2 separate regions of the Homo sapiens genome follow, and region 1 is linked to region 2. The links are chromatin loops, found by intact Hi-C in ENCODE. Cell type or tissue: heart left ventricle. All regions are shown on one strand. Each heading gives the region's core, and the rest is flanking DNA. Links, peaks and the distances in the headings are about the cores only.

Region 1 (2,910 bases), core at 235-2,734, 59 kb before region 2:
CTTTCTGTATTTGACAAGTGTTCTAATTACCCATCAAGTAAGGAAGAGCTGAGGAAGAAATGAGCCGAGGACTGGCAAGAGGTTGTAGCAATTTGTGTTGTACTTTGACCTGCTTTGTCAAGTTGTGAACAATTAGTCTCACAGCTGAAAAGCAACTGCTGCATGCAAAGCAGGTGATCTGAAATCAGGACCTCTGCTCCTGATGCCCGCTCCCACTCATGCACATTTACCCTATCTGGATTTGGTGCTCAGCCCTGACTGATGATCTTCATAGCATGGTGTGCGGTTGATGGCCATGGTTTATAGAGGGGAGGGAGCCGAGGCTTGGAGGGGCTCAACAGCCAGTCCAGGGTTACAGGGGACAAGTGGAAAGGCCAGCACTCAACCCCGGTCCGCCTGATTCCACCCAAACAGCCCAGTGTGGGCAGGCAAGAGATGACCTTGGATGGATTCACAGACCTGAAAAGACCATTTGCTTGATCTGGGAGGTAGCACATATTGGGAGCCAGGTAAATCTGCTTCTCGGTCCCTGCTTGGGGACTTCGGGACCATCACTTAAAAACTCTTCTTGCCTCCTTGGGTTGTTGAAGAGAAATTAGACACAGTACCTGCTTCTTGGCAGGTGCTTTGGAAAAAAAAATAGTTTCTTTCCTTTCAATAAGAGGAAGGATTGAATCATGCACAGTTCTTCAGGTCCAAAGGCATTTCAGCCTCCTCCAGGTTTCCCTGCCAGCCTCTCCCTTCTCGGTCATCAATGAGGTGTTCTTTATTTCTTAACCGGTATTGCCCCTATTTTTAGCTTATTTCATCACATGTTCCTCTGTCATGCTAGATCCCTATTGATTTCAGTAGGGATGACACCACGTTCAAGAACCTGAAGAAGAGACCCAAAGCCAACAAACAAGGCACAAGGTTTTATTATGGGGAACTTACACACAGAAATGGCCCAGTGGTGGCAGGCTGGACAGAGCTGCAACTGCTTGTAAAAAGGATGCAGATTGTATAGCATCTTCACTTAGCATCCTCCCCCTAGCACCCTCCACATGGCAACCCTCATTTCTTGAGTTACTGCTGTCAGGTGTGTCTGCTATAAGGATCATTTTCGGGGTATGCATAAGTTACTGCTGTCAGGCGCATCTACCATGCCTCTTCTGAGCCTCCAACAGAGTCTACAATTGAATGAAAAGCCAAGCTTGGAGGAAGGCGAGCTTCTGAAGTTTCCTGTCCTGCTCTGTGGCTTTCTGAGCATGGGGCTGCTCCTTGGCTATCTGGAGTTCCCAGAGGAAGATCAGGAAGGCCTTTGCTGAGGCCTCTGACGCTCATGGCCAGGCACTGCTACAGACTCCATGGCAGTGAGCCCCCTCTGGACAAGCACACATCAGGTGTGGTCACCACAGGGTCTAATCACAGAGCTTTGTGCACACTCACCTGACCACCTGTGCAAGACAGAAACCTCTCTAAGGAACTCCTAAAATGGGCCATACGTAGTTAGGGGTTAACCCAAAGGCAAACTTGGGGCTTGGCAGATTCTCTAAAACAGGGACTCCCAAGTTGTTGGCACACAGCAAGGCAGTGCTACCAAGACAGGAGCTGCAGACGGAGCACTGACTGGGCCTGTGCTGGGAGACCCTCTGCCTGGCTGTGGGTCTCTGGTCTTAGGCCACAGATGGCAGGTCCTGAGAGTGGGAAGAGCCGCTTCTGGGAGCCACGTCCATTTCCCTCACACCAGTCTGCAGAGGTCAGTCTTCATGTCTAAGCCTTCCAGCTCCTTGCTGTGTCATTCCCCATGGGTAAAATTAAGGCAGATCATGCCCCCATGAGTGCTGTGGCCTAGAATGACTCTTACCGCAGCCTATTTATTACACTAAGCCAGCCAGCTCCACTGTGTGGACTCCCTAAACTCTTGCAAAACGCTCCTATAAGTGGCTACCTTTTATAGAGATTCTCAGTACCCTTCTCCATCCCTTTTTTTATGGGGAAATGAGGGCCTATAAGGCTGGGGCAATGAGAAGCACTAAACAGGCCTATCTCCACCTGGTGTTTTGTGGTAGAGATCTCTACCTTAGTACAAAACATAGACCAATTTTAGCAGGAAAATTCAAGGATTTTTTACACAGTTTTTGCTGTAGATATATGTCATGTTTCTTGTAGAAAATATAAACAGGCAAAAAAGAAAAATTGCCTATAATCTCCTCCCCTCCCCAACCACTGTTACCAATTAGGGGTATATCTTTCCAGCCTTTTTTCATACATAATCCCATTTGCCCCCCAGGGAAATTACACTCTGCATACAGGTTTGAAACAGCTTTTCCCCTTCCTCCTCAAATACAGAGTAATGGAAAATAATCTAAACATTTCTTAATGCTTCCAAATAATGGATATGAACTTCTGATCCCTTATTCCTCCGTAACTGTGGAGTCCTTAGGACCTTACTTTATAGTATTAATATTTATTGTTGGCTGTAGTCTTCTTTGAGATTACGGCTTTTTATTTAGTTTTTTTCTAAAGCCTCCTGTGTTGTGGTTTTGTTATCTCTTGCTGCTGTCAAGGAGCCTGCATGAAACAGAATTCCTTCTCCTTTCTGGATTAGTCCTTATCTTTTTTGACTTGAAAATCATGTACACCCTGGTGTTTGCACTGTATGTAAACTGAAAGTAAACAACATCTAAGTTAGGGACAGAAGGTCACAAGTACTTAAGGTTTTTCCCGGAGCAGAGTATGACTGGTGTGTGGTTAGAATGTAATCTTTAACCTGGGACTCAGTGCTTACCCTTCAGAGCTAGTCTAGGTCATTTGGCCATTTACTCACCTTTTATAGGAAAAGTTATTTTTCTTTAGTCATTCTGGGAATTGGCCTAACTATTAGGATGACATTTAAGTCGCTCCAGGTTAAATTGTAGGACAGAGTTA
Region 2 (2,910 bases), core at 110-2,609:
GACATTTAAAATATAATAGTAAGATCTAACCAAACATCAGACTCTTCTTGTGTTGCCTTAAAGGACACACACACACACACACACACACACACACACACACACACGCTTTCTCTCTCTTTCATGTAGTGAGGGGGGAAGAGCTGGCTGCCTGCTGTAAGGCCGCTTGAAGGTTCAGAAAGCAGCCTCCATTTACTGAGCACTGTGGTTAGACTTGGGGCCTGATTCCTTTGGAAATACAGATGGCTGGCAGAAAAAAAGGAAGCACGAGGTGGTTGCCAATCCTGCATTGCTTTTTGCAGGAAGGTCTCAGGAGAGTGGGTGTGGGGAGAGGGGAGTCAAGGGAGAGCCTCTGTGGATTCCAGAATTGCTTAACTGGGGTCATGCCAAGCTCTTAAAAGCCACAAGTAGCATTTGGGCTCCAGGCTTATGTCTGTTCCTGTCCAGCCAGGCCTGGGTGGTGTTTCATCCCAGGCCTCCTGAGATTTAAGCTACTGCTGAGATTTTGTTATAGAAAGGCAAGAAGGGGGACCGAAGATGTTTCTGTGCTCCGGCCTCCTCCCAAACCCAACCAGCCCCTGTGGAATGTGCCTCTGCCGGGCTAGGACTTGGTTTCTAATGAGAAGAAAACAAGGCTGCCTGTGGCTTTCTCCTCCCTCCTGGAGGGGCACTGAGCTCCCAGCTAAGGAAAAAAAAAAAAAAAAAGGGCTCCTTTTATGACTATTTCAATCTAACCCAGCTATACCTTCTTTAGATTATTATCTCTGAGGCATCCTTCTGAGTATCTGAGTCCTCATTTTAGAGGAGAACAATGGACTGTTCTGGATAAAGTTGCACGGGTATGCTCCTTCATGCTTACAGTAGAAAAAGTATGAATTAGGTGGCTTGATTGCTCAGCAGGAAGTGGTTTTTCCTACGGGGATGTGCTGTGTCTTCCTGCTTACGGTTGCCTGTTAGCTCTACATCTGCATGGAAGAAAGAATGAGGCTCCGAAGACCTTAATAGCCACAACTGATGGCCAAATAGCACCTTATCCTTCACAAAGGATGTTCCCAGACATGTTTGCCCTTAATCCTTGCAACCATCCTATGAAGTGTCCAGTTGAAGAGGCAGATTCAGTGAGGTCTGAGGGATTTTCCCAGGTTCATACAGCCAGTTCACATGACGATTGAGATGTGACTTCAGAACCTCTGACCCCAAGCCTGGTGTGCTTTAATACCACAGTGGGCTCTGCCAGGAGGGAAGAGAGACTCCAGGAAGGAAGATCCCCAGGGGAGAAGAGGCAGCCAAGGCAATGTCTAGAGATTAGTGGAAGAATGTGACTCACTGGTGTGTGTCATTGGAGCTGCACAAGTGAATTGTTGAGATTATGCTGTCCCCGAAGGGAGCATAATAGGGTCCCCTGTTATACCCCCCGGAGGGGATCACGTTCCTCTCGTTCCTCTTAAATGACTTTGAAGTCTTGCTAAGGGAATTAAGACTTAGGGAAACAAGTGGTATTTCTCTCTCTCTCTCTCTCTCTCTCTCTCTCTCTCTCTGTAGCTCAAGGTCATGACTTAGAAGAGAAGGGAGATCGTGGGAAGTGATTTATGTTGATGATGCCAAAGTGTGAACTCTAGGTTCCTGGCCCATGGGTTAAGCAATCAGAGTAGGGGCTCTTCCTGGAAATGGAGGAATCCAGCAAAGACTAGGAAGAACTTTAAAGGAGGAACTTGCCTTTAAACCAAGTTAGAAAATTGTCTTGGTAACACCATATACACTGGTGAATAGCTGTGGCAAAAAAACTGCCATTCTGACGTGGTACTAAGGAACTGAGAAAGGAATAGACGAGAGAATCATAAATGTTATTTTTTATGATTTTATAACTATTTGTATATATACTAATAATAAAGGGGAACTTGAAATTTTAATATAAGTAGGTAAACATATGTCAGAGGTATCACCAATGGGAACCCAGCCATGAATATTAGCCATAGAAAAGCTAGCTATTAAGGCAGAGTGAATGGGGGATATCTTTAGAGGGAAACTGACATGCTAAGGGAGAGATACCAGCCTTTGTTCATTCATTCATCCATTTAGCTTGTGTCTACTTTATGTCTACCATGTGCTTGCACAATTGTAGATACAAAGATAGACAGGTAAATAGGAAGAAAGTCTGTGCCTTTATGGAGTTAATGTGCAGGATGTTGGGACAGAAGGTAAACAAATTAATAAGAGCATTTCAGATTGTGCTTGAAGCACTGAAGCAGGATGAGCAGGAGCAGAGAACGCCAGACTTGTAGATGAGTGGTCAGGGGAGGCCTTTCCAAGTGATGTCCAGGAGCCAGCATGGCAGGATCAAAGGGAAGAATGGCCCAGACAGAAGGAATGACCAGGCCCCCTGGTGTGTCAAAAAAAAAAAACAAACAAACAAGAAAGCCATTGTTACAAGGCGTAGCAGAGTGATCGACGATGTCAGAGTGCAAAGGCCAGATCATGGAGGGCCTCATCATTGGATTGTATTTTAAGATGACGGGAATTCAGTGGAGAACTTTAAGGTGGAGAGTGATGCTTGTGGATTAAAAGAGAAATGTGGGAGATTTGCTAGCAGGCCTCCCAGCTATGAGGACAGTGTGAGCAAAGCTTTACTGAAGGGATGTATAAAATTGCCACAAAGACAAAGTATGTTTATGGTGGAGAAGTCCTATAACTGCTGCTCATTAGGGTAAAAGGGCTTCGGTGTGGCTGCATGGGCATCTCAAATTCAGATGTTCATAGAGAATGTCTGAGCCTGTAAGGACAGCACCTAGCCCACTAGGGCAAAGGTGGGAAAGGGGTGCTTGTGAGTGAGCATCAGCCGGAACAGCATAGTCAGACATAGAAAGCAGCCGAACAAGGAGACTCTTTGCTTTTGTTTTGCAAATATATTATGGA

The links. Hi-C counts contacts between places; a loop is a spot of excess contacts. Peaks named below come from ENCODE experiments on the same cell type or tissue, not always from the same donor. Only the 100,000 strongest peaks of a DNase experiment are listed, where the experiment ranks them.
Region 1: a loop joins it to region 2, with 2.2 times the contacts of the local background. A loop is called at or near these places in 2 of 110 quality-filtered maps.

The regions. Positions count from the first base shown.
Region 1 is chr12:62,760,712-62,763,621 of GRCh38, reverse strand. The region is part of intron 4 of PPM1H (protein phosphatase, Mg2+/Mn2+ dependent 1H); the gene reads left to right. Among named protein-coding and RNA genes, the nearest start is that of MIRLET7I, 160 kb to the right of the region's middle. In heart left ventricle, for the core only: no CTCF peak of the experiment used is centred there; a DNase peak (open chromatin) is centred at 1,629.
Region 2 is chr12:62,701,170-62,704,079 of GRCh38, reverse strand. All of the region lies in intron 6 of PPM1H (protein phosphatase, Mg2+/Mn2+ dependent 1H), which reads left to right. Among named protein-coding and RNA genes, the nearest start is that of MIRLET7I, 99 kb to the right of the region's middle. RefSeq lists enhancers at 1-263, 1,472-2,075. In heart left ventricle, for the core only: no CTCF peak of the experiment used is centred there; no DNase peak of the experiment used is centred there; H3K27ac peaks cover 1,754 bases.